Linked DNA regions of Homo sapiens: region 2 is linked to region 1. The links are chromatin contacts, found by Hi-C in ENCODE. All regions are on one chromosome and are shown on one strand. The core of a region is the stretch at or near the end of the contact, and the rest is flanking DNA. Distances in the headings are between cores, read along the strand shown.

What was found. Hi-C counts contacts between places; a loop is a spot of excess contacts on that map. Pooled maps may share reads with other maps.
Region 2: a map of heart left ventricle shows a loop between it and region 1 (7-fold over the local background). The contact joins the enhancer-like site here to the promoter of LINC02993 in region 1. A Hi-C loop is called at or near these places in 7 of 168 maps with a recorded cell type or tissue (Right ventricle myocardium inferior, cardiac septum, dorsolateral prefrontal cortex and 2 more) and 12 of 50 pooled maps.

What each region holds. Positions count from the first base shown.
Region 1 is chr2:144,519,074-144,525,866 of GRCh38, reverse strand. It overlaps LINC02993 (long intergenic non-protein coding RNA 2993), which reads left to right and starts at 1,423. Exons shown (of 2, transcript NR_136320.1): 1 at 1,423-1,480; 2 at 2,039-2,323. LINC01412 (long intergenic non-protein coding RNA 1412) reads right to left here and starts at 3,999. Exons shown (of 3, transcript NR_110570.1): 1 at 3,941-3,999. ZEB2 (zinc finger E-box binding homeobox 2) reads left to right here and starts at 5,748. Exons shown (of 10, transcript NM_014795.4): 1 at 5,748-5,928. ZEB2-AS1 (ZEB2 antisense RNA 1) reads right to left here and starts at 6,253. Exons shown (of 4, transcript NR_040248.2): 1 at 6,193-6,253; 2 at 5,757-5,908; 3 at 5,582-5,652; 4 at 4,968-5,113.
Region 2 is chr2:145,182,888-145,189,348 of GRCh38, reverse strand. LOC100505498 (a long non-coding RNA gene) reads right to left here. Exons shown (of 8, transcript XR_923410.3): 5 at 2,544-6,461; 6 at 209-481. Among named protein-coding and RNA genes, the nearest start is that of LINC01966, 300 kb to the right of the region's middle. Within about 2 kb of position 2,878, at least 6 of the 41 ENCODE cell types and tissues checked have a DNase peak (open chromatin) inside an H3K27ac peak, as active enhancers do.

The sequences.
Region 1 (6,793 bases), core at 174-2,673:
TGTGTTCAGATCAGAGATACTAAAATTATTCAAATGATTAATTATTCATCATAAAATGTCAATTAATAATTATGAAGCAGAAAAGGCATCTTTCTAATACATCTTTATTTTTCTTGGCCTAAAAAGGGCTAAATATACATGTTCAATTGACTTCTATCAAGTTTTTAAAATTCAACAAAGTAAACAAATTGTAAACAAGTGAAAACTCTGAATTTTAATGAGAACAACAAATATGCCCAAAGTGAAGGGAAGAGCAAAAAATAATAATAAAGAAAACAAAACAAAAACAGTTATGTTCATGACATATGCCGCCTCATGCTCACTCACCTGCTAGGTAACGGACAGTAACCTAGCCTAGTCAAGAAAATAACCCAACAACCCAAGTTGTGAATTTGCTTAGTAATGTGCAAACTACGTGACATGATGATGTTTCTCTCTGAATTGATCAATCTTTGTTGGGGTTCAGGAGGAGTGCTTTGGGAATTTTTTACCCTTTGCAAATAGTCATCAGAAGAAAAGCGCAGTTTAAGTTTCATAAAATTACCTATTGTAATGTCTAAAGTCTGTTAACAAATTAAGTACTACTAAAATATGGCTGTAAACAAACTTTTTCACATTGCCTTAATTCTAAAGAATGCCCCTATGCCAAGCATTATGCATTTTTTCCAGGAAGACTATATCTATTATATCTTGTCTTTTAAAATTATCAGTCTGAGCTGATGTGATAATATAGAAGAATAAACCATTATGGTCACTGAAATATTGATTTATTTTATTTTTATTATTATTATTTTACTTTTCACTGACACCTGGTGAACTTGTCGTCTCTGAGACCCGGGGAGTTATTTTAGTCAGGGTGTCCCTGCCCTCCTGCTGGTAGATTAATTACACATTAAACGTTCTGTTTTCAAAACGAAATGATAAATCTGGACACATAAAAGAGGCACAAAAAGAATCACAGCGAGGGAGAAGAGTGGATGTTAAGAAACAAAACAAGAAATTGCAAAAGGGAGATATCAGATAGAAAGGAGAACGTAGGAAATGCAACTGGGAAAGAATTTCAAGAAAATAAGGATAAAGGGCAGGGAGGGCTGAAAGGAGGGCCAGAGGGAGGAAAAGCAGGAGGGAGATTTTTGGTTTTCAATTCCCTGGTGAGGCTGCTGGCGTCCGCGCCCTCAACGCCCCAGCCTTCCAAGTTGAGGCGAAAGCCACCTCCTCGGGCCTGCGTCGCATCCAACTTACTCCAAGTTTTCTGGTGACTCCTACAGGGCCCCTTTCCGTCCCCCCCCCCGCTCCCCGCCCCCCAAGCCTTAGTGAGATTGACAGTCGCGTGGAGGAGGCTTTTCCAGGCACAGCCTTTCTCATGGTAATCAGCCCCCGGCATCACCTCCCGGCCGCGGCTGCGCCCGCTCGGAGCGCGGCTCGCGGACCCCGGGGACCGGAAACAGGGCGGCGGGCGGGGAGCAGGCGAGCGAGCCAGGTCAGCTGACCGGGCGGCGGGCGGGGGTCGCAGGATCCCGGGCGGGGACAGGTCTGGGGGAGGGCGGTCTGGTGGGAGGGGGCCGAACACCGCCCCCCCCCGCGACGCGCTCCTCCGCCTGTGCAGCGGGGCCCTTCCTGGAGATCAAATGCAGGGACCGAAGCTGGCGGCGGGGGTTGGGGCGGGGTGTGTGGGGGGGGGAGTGGCAGAGCGCGCGGAAAATTGGGGACAACAACCAGACCTGTTTAGCATCAATAAATTAAGATGCTCATTTGGGTCCTGAAGTTTGCTGGTTCCTGTCAGTGGAGACGTTGGCAAAAGCCCTGAAGCCGAGATTCAGCCTTTACTTCAAAAAAATAAAATAAAATCAACCCCTCAGCTGGCCGCCCTGCTGGGGCCAGGTGACGTGCGAGATTCCACAGCCTGCGGGTCTCGCAGCAGGGATGTTAGGGACGGTCTGAGCTTCTCTGGTCCTGTTTTGGTTTTGTTTGAAAGGGCTTCTCAGAGAGATGCTCCTGATTTTTTTTTTTTTTAATAGACTTTCCCCTCCTATCCTAGGCTCAACTCCGAATGGATTGGATTGCGAGTCTGCACGTGAGAAAACCGTTTGGCTTGGCTTGGACCCCTGCCGCCCCCCACCTCCTCCACACACACCCAGTCCAGGGGTCCCCTTTATCACCCTTTGCTTGCAACTCCAAAAGAAGTTGCCCACCTCCTGAGTCACAACACAAGGTCGAATAATTCCTCTAGATGAAAGATCAGTTTCATTTCAAAACGAGAATAGGTTCCTTTTTTTATTTTCTCCACATGGTACAAAATAAACAGAATTTGCTTTAAAAAAAATCATTAGCTGTGGCCAAATTCGAATTCCTTCTACAGCCTGTGTGTTCAAGGGCAGAAACATTGTATCTCTTCGGGCATCTGGGCCGCCAAGCTGAGCGGGGGGAGGGGGGAGCGGCTGTGAAAGTTGAGGAAATTGACAGACTGAGAGGTGAATGGGGGGACAGGCACCAGGTCCTGGCTGGAGGGAATTGGAAAACAAAAGTGCATCCTTCTCACCCTGCCTGGGTGGAGGGAATCCTGAGGGAGGTAGTTTGTTTTGCCCATGGAAACCCCAAAGAATTATTTTTCCCCCTTCAATGTTGATTGCAATATTATTTCACATTTCCGTGTATCTGTTGTTTTAATCTCTTTCGTCTGCGCTAATCTCGAAGTGGATTATTAATGGGGAAGACAGAGAAGGAGAGATTCATTTGCAGGACTTATTTTGCTGTGTGAGGAGCCGAAAGCCAGCAGCCCCCAGTCCTCTCTCGACTTTTCTCTGCGTCCTGTGCTCCTGCATCCTCCTGATCCCACGATCCCCATTGTCCCCGAACTGGCCCTCGGACTGAGGGAGTGTTCGGAACAAATTTATATTCCGGCTTCCTCCCGACCCCATCACCTCTGCCACGTTGGGAACTCTCTCGGCCAAATGCCTGGGGAGGGGCGTGCCAGTCAGGAACCAGGGGCAAGGCAACCTAGCCGCAGCGCTCACCCCTCGCGGAGACCCTTCCCGTGCCACCATCCAAATATCTACCTTCATGGGAACCTGGAAGACTGCTTTTTCACCCCAAATCAAATACTGGCTAGTCGGAACTCCCAGTGATAAATGTTGGGGACTGCCTCCTGCCACTTGAGCAATTCCTGAGTCCAGGGTAATCAGATGATTAGGTGTTTTTAATGGAAATACTTAGGGTTTTTTTTTTTTTTTTTAAGTCAGATCCTAAGTAACCTGACATTTAATATACATAATAAAGACAAGTGTTTTGTTAGCTATTCGATTGGATCCTTTGACCTGAGGTTATGCTTGTGTGTGTGTCTGGTCTGTAAGCCTCCAATGGCTACCTGGGTGCCTGAAGAGGAGTCTTGCCTGTAATAACTCTATGCAAAGGGCTCCTTCTTCCTTAGGAGTGGTGGAAGGGTGGCTGTAAAGCAAACGTCTAGAGAAAGCTGGATTCCAATCTTTTAAATTAAAAAAGAGGAAAAAAAGGAAGAGGAAGAAAAATGGACATGAACAGTGGTGCTAAATCTCAGAAGAGGAACTTGATAAGTCACACATATATTTAGTATAGATATATAATAATGAAAGAAATGTAAAATATAAAATTAAGAATGTGCCTGACCCATGTTGAAAATCTTTGATTTTATTTATTAATAATTTTTAAGCTGAAGATCCTGAATGCCTTTCTTCTATAGACACTTTATCTGTGATGGGGTGGGGGGAGAGAGTTAATTTATCCAGCAGCTATTTTCATTATAATAAATACTTAAATTAGGAAAGAGGTGAGTAACCAACTGTGAAAATCTACTTTCTTGCATCCTAGAACAAGATCTAGCTGTGGTCGTGCTAGGTAGCTATTAACCACCCCCACCCCACTCCCCCGCCCCGCAAAAAAAAATACAAAATACAAAGACGTATACCTCTGGGAGTGTGGATGTGGCAACCCATGTGGTGGCTTGTCCCTCCTTTGAGTGCAATTGCCAGTGACTCTTGCATTCAAAGTCTTGCTTTAGGCACACATTCAAAGCACAGTTCAAAGCAGTTTATCTTAATATAGTGTTGGATCAGGGTATTATTTGTTTCAGATTTCATCAGACTGGAAACAGGAGGGTGTAACATATTTAACAATATTAAAGCTTAAAAATTGGTGTGAGGCAGCTCTCTGGTCCTCTTAACACCTCCACCTTTACCTTTCCGAAGAATCCTAAATGCTGTGAGGCTAGAAGTTTATTTGTGCTCTGAGGTTCTCAAGCACTTTCACTCTTTAGGAAAAAAAAAAAAGTCTCACAGTTATTTAAGAAATTGAGCCTGAACCATCCGAGGATAGGAGATTTCTTCCTTTTCCGATAAATGCCTGTGCTCAGCATCCTCAAATTTGGCTGTCTTTATTTACTTCTATATTAGTTCCAATTATGTGCAGTGTAAACCAGCTTTTTGATTAACAAAACAGCAGAGCATTGGTTAAGAACACTTAAACTTCAAAAAAATTCCCCTGGGAAGTGGGCTCTGAATTGGTTAATAATGTGCAGTACTTGCTAAATTGCTGACTTCCAGATGTGGAAAATATCTTTCTTGTTTAGGACCTATGTAACCTGATTGGATTACGACAGAAGCGTCACGTTGGAAGCTTTTGAGTGATTATTTAATTAACCATACAGTAGAAAGCTGTATTCTCCAGGAAATCCCTTCCATATTTGCATAACCAATCCCTTCAGAGCAAAGGTGGAGTCTTTTCTTTTTAATCTTACTTTAATTGTAATATCAAAAAATATATACTCCAAAACTTAGACCCCATGCCGTTTAATATCATGCTCTCCCTTCCCTGCTAAGTTTCTCTATGGCCTTTCTCGTTTCTCCTCCTGCCTCCCTACACACTCTCCCTTACTTTGTAGTGAGGTCTCCCCGAGGTGTAGAGAGATTCAGAGATCGGCCAACCGAGTGTTCTATTTTAATTTACTTAGAGACCCTTTATTAAAATGCCAAACTACTTTTTAATATTGGGATCCAGTCCAGAAATTCATCATGCACACACCCTAATACACATGCCCTAAGATGCAGCTCCCATGCAGCATTTTTTTTTCTGGCTCTGGTACCTAAAAAGAAAAAAATAACAATAAGAGAAAGGGCAGAGAACTTTGTTCCAGAAGCTGTACTGAGATACCTACACAATTTGATGTGCATCTCAAATCTGGTCATTAGAGATATCTGTATAAGAAGAGACTATCTGGATTGAGGACCCGGGATCTTTCCCTTTAACTTTCGCCCCTTGGAGTTCTCCAGTTCTGTGAATGGTGTGCACCGTTTTCCGCCCTGTACTCTGTAGGATTTAGTGATGAGGATAATGATGCCAAAGGCTTGACGGGCGGGGAGGGGGGGGTGGAGGGGGGGAGAAGGGAGGGAGGGGGGAGGGAGGCGAAGGCGAAAGGGAGGGAGAGGAGGAAGGGAGGGAGGTGGAATTTCATTTCTTCCACTAAAGCGTTTGCGGAGACTTCAAGGTATAATCTATCCCAGATCCTTTCCCAGAGAGAAACTTGGCGATCACGTTTTCACATGATGCTCACGCTCAGGGCGCTTCAATTATCCCTCCCCACAAAGATAGGTGGCGCGTGTTTCAGGGTCTCTCGTCTCTCTCCTACAGAAAAGAAAAAGAAAAAAATGTCATTAGAAGAGGCGTAACACGTCAGTCCGTCCCCAGGTTTGTGTTTCCTGGAGTGGCCGAAAGAGATCAGTTCTAACCTGCTCTGCAGGAATAACGGTCCTGCCTCCCGACACTCTTGGCGAGGTTTTTGTACAGTTTGCTCCGGGAGCTGTTTCTTCGCTTCCACCTTTTTCTCCCCCACACTTCGCGGCTTCTTCATGCTTTTTCTTCTCACCATTTCTGGCCAAAACTACAAACAAGACTTCGCAGGTAGGTTTTTTTTCCTCCCCTTTTCTCTCTTTTTATCCCTTTTTGGTGTGCTCGTCCTCCATCCTCCTTTTCTAATTTTCTCATTTTGAGTGGGGATGTGAGTCTGAAGTGAGAAGGGGTGTCCGTGGGTAGGAATTTCAGGTGGGTTTAGCTCCTTTATGGCAAGCTTTTCTCAAGAGTGGCTTCTTCGCTTTCTCTTACACTCACACTCTCTCTCCTTGCTTTTCTCTCCTTTTTCCCTCCCCCAAATAATTTCCCCTGTACCTGTTCATTCAGGTAACCAAAGGTGTCCTTTGCTATCCAGCCCAGGAAAAGTTTTATTGAGAATTATATGGCTGGAATAAAAACTCATCAAGGGGAGAGGTCCTGCTCTATTTTCGCATCTAGTTCCAATTCATTATATTCAGCAATTAGGACTTGGCAAATACCTGTTAATAATTACAAAACTTGGTCAGTTACAGACCTACAAATTCGGGGGCAAGTCTTTCTCTTAGACATGGCAGTTCATCCTCTCCCACCGAGAAGGCTGTTTTCTAAGCAGAAAGTTGTCTGTTTTTGTCTGCTTAGCGAGTTTCATTTCTTTATTTCATTCTTTGTGTGTGTATGTGTGTGAAGTAACACCTCACTTCTGTGATTATAAATAAAGAAGTGAAAGTCCTCATGGAACTTGAGTCGTTTACCAAAGTGGAGGGGGGGGCACTACAGCTGGGAAGAAAACTGCTGTCAGGATATCAGGGTTTTAAATTAGGATAACTTTTAAAATTGTATTTTTAGTGGCAAAGTAATATAGACATGGATTTAATAGAAGACACATACACACATATATCCCATTCCATACTTTGGCACTGAAAAGTCGAGAGAGAGA
Region 2 (6,461 bases), core at 1,629-4,128, 660 kb before region 1:
CACCTCCGCCTCCTAAAGTGCTGGGATTACAGTCGTGAGCCACTGCGCCCAGCCCTATCTAGGCATTTTCTATCGTGTTTCTCAAAATTTCCCCTGCCTGCACCCACAGCCTGGTTCCAAAACCACTCTGAGAGTTTAGGTATTAGTTTTCCATACTAGTAACAAATTATCACAACCTTAGTGTCCTAAAACAATGCATATGTCTTACCTCACAATTTCTGCAGGTCAGGAGTCCTGGCACAGCTTGGCAGAGTCCTCTGCTAAGGACTGCAGTCAAGGTGTTGGCTGTGACTGAGATTCTCATCTGGAGGCTTGACAGAGGAAGAATCAGCTTCCAAGTTCACTCAGATTGCTGGCAGAATTCATTTTCTTGTAGCTACAAGGCTGAGGGAGCCGGCTTCTTGCTGGCCATTTCCTGGAGGCCTCCCTCAGCTCCTTACCATCTGGGCCTCCTAACATGGCCACTTCACTTTTTCAAAGTCTATAAGAGAGACAGAAAATCTCTAGAACAAGACAGGTTATTTTATCATGTGACATAATCATGAAGTGATAAAGTGACTCCTATCACTTTTGTCATATTCTATAGATTAGAATCAAGTCAAATTTCCCACCCAAGGGGAGGGTATGATACAAAGGGATAATATAGAAAGGTGAGTGTTAGGAGCTGAAAAATGCCCGCTTCCCCACAACCCACAAATTTATATGTCAAAGCCCACTGTACCCCAGAATGTAACTGTATTTAGAGATAAGGTACTATCATCTGAATGTTTGCATACCCACAACATTCATATATTGAAACCTACTCACCAAGGTGATGATATTAGGGGGTGGGACCTTTGGGAGATGATTAGGTCATGAGGGCTCTGCTGTTGTGAATGAGATTGCTGTCCTGATAAAAGAGACCCCAGAGAGATGCCTCACCCTTTCACCTTGTGAGGACACTTGAGAAGGCATCATCTTTGAAGCAGAGTGAGCCATCACCAGACACTGACTCTGCTGGTGCCTTCATTTTGGACTTCCCAGTGTCTAGAATTATGAGCAATAAGTTTCTGATGTTTATAAATTACCCAGTCTAAGGTATTTTGTTGTATTAGCTTAATTAAACTCAGACATAAAGTCTTTAAACAGATAATTAAGTTAAAATGGGGTCACTAGGGCAGGCCCTAATGCAATGATGGGTGTTCTTACAAGAAGAAATTAAGAGACAGACAAGTGCAGAAGGAAGACCATGTGAAGACACAGAGAGAAGATGGCCATCAACAAGCCAAGGAGAGAGGCCTCAGAAGCCAACTCTGCTGACACCTTGATCTCAAACTTCTAACCTCCAGACTCATGAGAAAATAAATGTCTGTTGTTTCAGCCACCCAGTCTGTGGTACTTTGTAGGGTCATTGGGGTCACTTTTGAGTCTACTCACCACAACTGGGAATATTATTGGTGGTTTTAAGACAGTGTCCTAAGAAACTCTTGGAGTTTTTACAAGGTATTCAGAGGGCCCTCAGAAGGAGTGGGTGAGAGGAGCTAACAAATGAGACCCTAGGGTTTCCAACTCCACCTCAGTGAATGAGTTCCATTTTAATCTGTTGTATTTATTGGAATTTCTACCTAGTAAGAACTTTCCAAATTCAAAGAATCCCTATAGTCTTTTCTGATGTGTTCCATCTCAGGAATATATTGCTCTTAGAAATTTTATTGATTGTTAAAATAGCACTGAACTTGTATTTAGAGCTGACTTCTGATATCCAACCTTAGAGATTCCAGGTTTTGAACTTTGAACAAACTCCTAAACACTCTGGATTTTTGTTTCTTCAATCATAAAATTATGAGTTTGAACAAAATTATTCTAAATTTCTTTCCATCTCTTACTAAATTATAGCACTTTTCATATTTTACTTTGAATTACTTTGCTTCTACTCTTACAGCGGAAGGATAATTCTATATTATAAAAAGCTTGTTTTGCTTGATTAATAATAAGGATTTCTGAGAATTAAAAACAAAACATAGTAAAAGTACTGCATATATTTGTACTGAAAAAGAACTTGACACTATTTCTCCAGCATTAGCAAGATGTATGAGATTTGTGTTTTGGGCATTGATTACGGTTTTTATTCTGAATTATGTATCTTTGGGAAAGAAAATTAAATTAGTCATAATAGATTGGCTATTTTCATAAGTTCTATCAGTGTAGAAGTATCATAGCCAATTTTAAGAGAAAATATCTTCTATCTTAAACCTCAATAGTTTTTATCTTTGTATTTTCAGAGAATAATTTAATATTTCTGTGATGTTTCTTTGGTGTCTATAAAAGCAAGCTACAAATTAGAAAGTGAAAATAAACTTCTTTTGTTTAAATTCCAAAGACGTCATCTGTAATTTTATTGCTTTTAGCCATTTCACTCACTTGTATGGGACTTTGAATCAATGAATAATTCTTTTCCCTCACACCTGTTGTCTGAACTTTCTGCCATAGTTAAAAACTTATCATTTTGTTTTACACTGTCAAAACTCATCCAAGAAATAAAGTACACCTTTACCTTCACTCACCATAACACAGTATTTATTTCCTTTAGGCAGTAGTGGTTCAGAGTTTGAGGTTTGCATGAGGTAAAAAACTTCCAAACGTTCCTTTAATTATCTGTTGATATCTATTTTGGTTCTTTCATTTTCAGTTCCTACAATGAAGGTCCCAGAACAGAACTTACATGAATACTTAGAAGGCCAAGTTTCTAAACCTTTACCAGACTAGCAAGAGATGTTCCATTCAAATAAGTTCTCTGATGTATGGGTGACAGGCAAGAGCTAAACTGACAGTGTTTGCTGAATTCTGCAAGCCCATAGGGGGCAGGATTCCACCTGCTTGGGATCTTCTACTGGCGTAAACTCAGGGACCAGGCTTTATAAAATGAAACGGGCTGCGAGGGAACAGCCAAAGTGAAGGCAGATTGTGTGCTCAATGACCGTATGGTTTTCATTATCTTGTTCTCAAGGAAGAATTCATCCAAAGAACAACCAAATGAAAGCAATGTGTAAACCATGTCAACCCATCCTTGGATGGATGTGCCACATTTGCTCCATTATTGGTGGTGATTGTATAAAGGTGGGGAAAAGGGAGAGGAAGTGGGAAAAATGAAGGTAGTGCAAAAAGAAGGTGCAGAAGGAGCAAGAAAAAAGAAATGTCAGCCACTCAGCTGTCTCATTATGTAGCTTCCCACACTCACCAAAGATGTAATTCATCCTGCAGGTGCAAACATTGTTGGCTTTCTCATGGACTCTTGACGGATGGACCGGATGCATGTTTCCTTACCCCAGATGCTCTTTAGCAACACCAGCAATGAGATAGGGGATTGTGTGCACCTGAATCAGCACATTCACTGAGTCTTATTTGTCTTGTTTCTTAAATAACCAGTAGTGTTGTGCACAGAGCGACAACAACCAGGCAGAGGAAGCTTTTTTAAATATTAAAAAAATGGCCAATCTAAACACTTTTGTGAGTCACTTCTTAATAATTGCCTCTAAGATAAGTATGTCATTACTGCTCTGATACTCATCACCCACAGACTCACTAGTGGATGATTATCAGATCATGTGACAGCATTGGACCCTGTAATAAAATTCATGCTCATGTTTTCCACAAGATTTTCAAAAATTGAAGATGAATTTTCTACTATAAACTGAGAGAAAATTAGATTTTCAAGTTATCTGAACAGATAACATATTAGAAATGGGAAGGTTCCTGCTCTCTGAATCAGCTTCTCCTCCCCTCCCCTCCCGGCTCATTAGCTCCCACCAACTTTGAGGATTCCAAGATCCCAAACAAAACTGATTCTTTTCTGGTTGAAGTTCCATTGACTCTTGGCAAAATGTAACTTCCTGGTTCAAAGAAAAAAAGCTTGTAAAAAAAAAAGCTCACAAGGCTTCTTAGACATCAAATGGGTCTTATGAAACCACATTTTGATGAGCTAAGTGTAAATGAATCAGAAACACATGGATTAAATTTCCCTTGAAATACACATGGGTTTGAAAATTAAGGAAAAACTGTTTAGCCAAATGTGTTTTGGGTTTCCTTGAACTGAAAACATTTGAAAAAAAAAAAAAAAGAAGTCAAGGCATTTGCTAAACCCGAATACACTGTTGTGTTTGCTCAACCCTCCTTCAAACCAACTAAATTTCCACGAGGCTTCCTCCATTCCCCTGTGGTTTGTTTTGTCACCTCTGTCTTGACACTTTACAGACCAAACTCAAGTTCCATTAAAAAAAAATAGACCGTTGGTCATCTACTTAAATATGAGGGAGCTATTAAAACACCCAGCGAATCAGAGACATTAAGGGATAGAAATCACCCATTAGGTCATGATTTCTGTCCTGAGGGTTGGAACACATGCACTCACAGCTCTCTAGTGCTTTACCCAGTGTAGTTTTAAATGTCTCAAGTGACAGAACTTCCACCAGCTCCCTTGGGAGAATATTGTGCATTCTAATAGATTTTGCCATTAGGAACTGTGCCTAAGTCTATAACAGAGGCACAGTGGGATGTCTAGGGTAGGGGGGAGGAATGATGGATAATTAACTCTTTCACTACTGCCTCATAATCACCTGTAGCATGTTCAGCAACTTTAGCATCTTAGTACTAAAGAATGTGCTATGTGTGTGTGAGTTTCCATTAAAAGAAAATTTGGTTAACGGTGTAAAATTGTGCCAATTTCAATGCAAAATAAGGCTTCACAAAGAACAGAACCATCACAAAAATACTGCGGTAAGTCATAAATATATTATCTTACCTGATAGATTTTACTATTTCTTAAAATACAGGACTTTGAAAGTCTTACGATTTTCACTGATCAGGAAATGTCTAATTAGCACTAACCTGAATCTCAACGCTCATAGTACTTGTATATGTATTCTATTACATATCATCTCCCTAAACCACCTTCCTCCTGCTGCCAATATATTTTCTTTAAACCACTTTGCAGCAAATGGATTTATCTCCCATTTCTGCTCTCCTCAGGAAAGTAACACATTTGTGAAGAAATATTTGTTTGTCTTTCTAGATAGAAAACAAAACCTAGCTTTCCATATGACTAACATGTTTTTAGAGGTCCTATGGCAGAGTTTACATTTAATTTGCTCCAGTTCTCATTCTACTTACAAATGAATTATAAAGCACATAATGACTTACATGGCCTGTCATACTGCTACTATGTTGACCTTTTCAAGATTCTGCATTGTGAACAGCTGAGAGGCACACCTCTTCCTTGCCAGTTACTGCAACCTGTAAAACTTAACCAATGGAGTGGCAGCAAGAATCAGGTAAGGGGAAATGGGAAGCAACATGACCCTCTTGAGCTCTTTTTAATCTCTCTTGGCTATGGAGTGGCTTTTTATGTTTCACCCAACCTTGTCATTCCTTTTAAAACGGCCATTTTTTCCTCCCCTACCCTGTTCCTTACATTATCTTGCCCCTCTCTGTGCTCGTTTCTGTGGCAGTCATACAAAACGAGGTCCCTGTTGGGGTATGGAGTTCAGACATTGGTATCCAACTAGCTCTCTCTTTCTCTGGTTTTTGTTTTTGTTTTGTTTTGTTTTGTTTTTGTTTGTGTGTTTGTTTTTTATCAATTTTAAGATTTGGGAAGGGAAAGTAGGAATTGAGTTGAATAAGCATTTTTGATTGTTGCTATACTTATCTACTTGCTTAAAGATACTTTAAATAATATTTAAATCTGAGGAGTTGCCTTTCAATTACTATATCCTTTACCTAATGATACTTATTATTAGCAAGTAGAACTGGGTCATTTTCCTCCCTCAATTACACCAAAATGTGAAGTTGCTTTCCCCAGACTGTATATATCACTATTAGAGCTTTGGCTTACCATGGTTTTGTCCAGCAACAGATCTAGCATTGTGTGTTTTTTTTTGTTTGTTTGATCTCATAAGTCAATCCTTGTGACCCTTTTAATGCCTCTGAATTTCTTCTAATGGTTCCTTTTCCTCCCTTGCTTAAACAAATTGCTAATATTTAACAATTTCTAAATTTTGTTTTCAAAAGTGGAAATTGCACTTTTTAATATTTGTGCTGGTTTGAATTCACATCAAGTTTTGCAAAGCACAGACTAAAACACACATACGCTATTGCCAGTTGGGAGCAACCAGGACCAAAAAAGCGGGGAACTACTGTTTATTTTTCTTCCTTGAAAATCACGTGATATTGATGTGATTCCAAGCAAATAGTATGAACAATATTCTGAATCTAGCTACTGAGTTCTGTATTCTATTCTGGATTTGTTAAGTTTCTGAGTAAAGGAGTATTTATTTTATCATCTAGAAAAATGCTTTAAATTAGGTTTCATGCTCAAAAAGACAGAAATAATTGGCTCAGTTCTTTACAAAGAGTTAAATTTTGAGATTATGGTAAGCATATGATGCATACTGCCATATTATGCCACTAGCTTGTTTTTTTTTGTTATT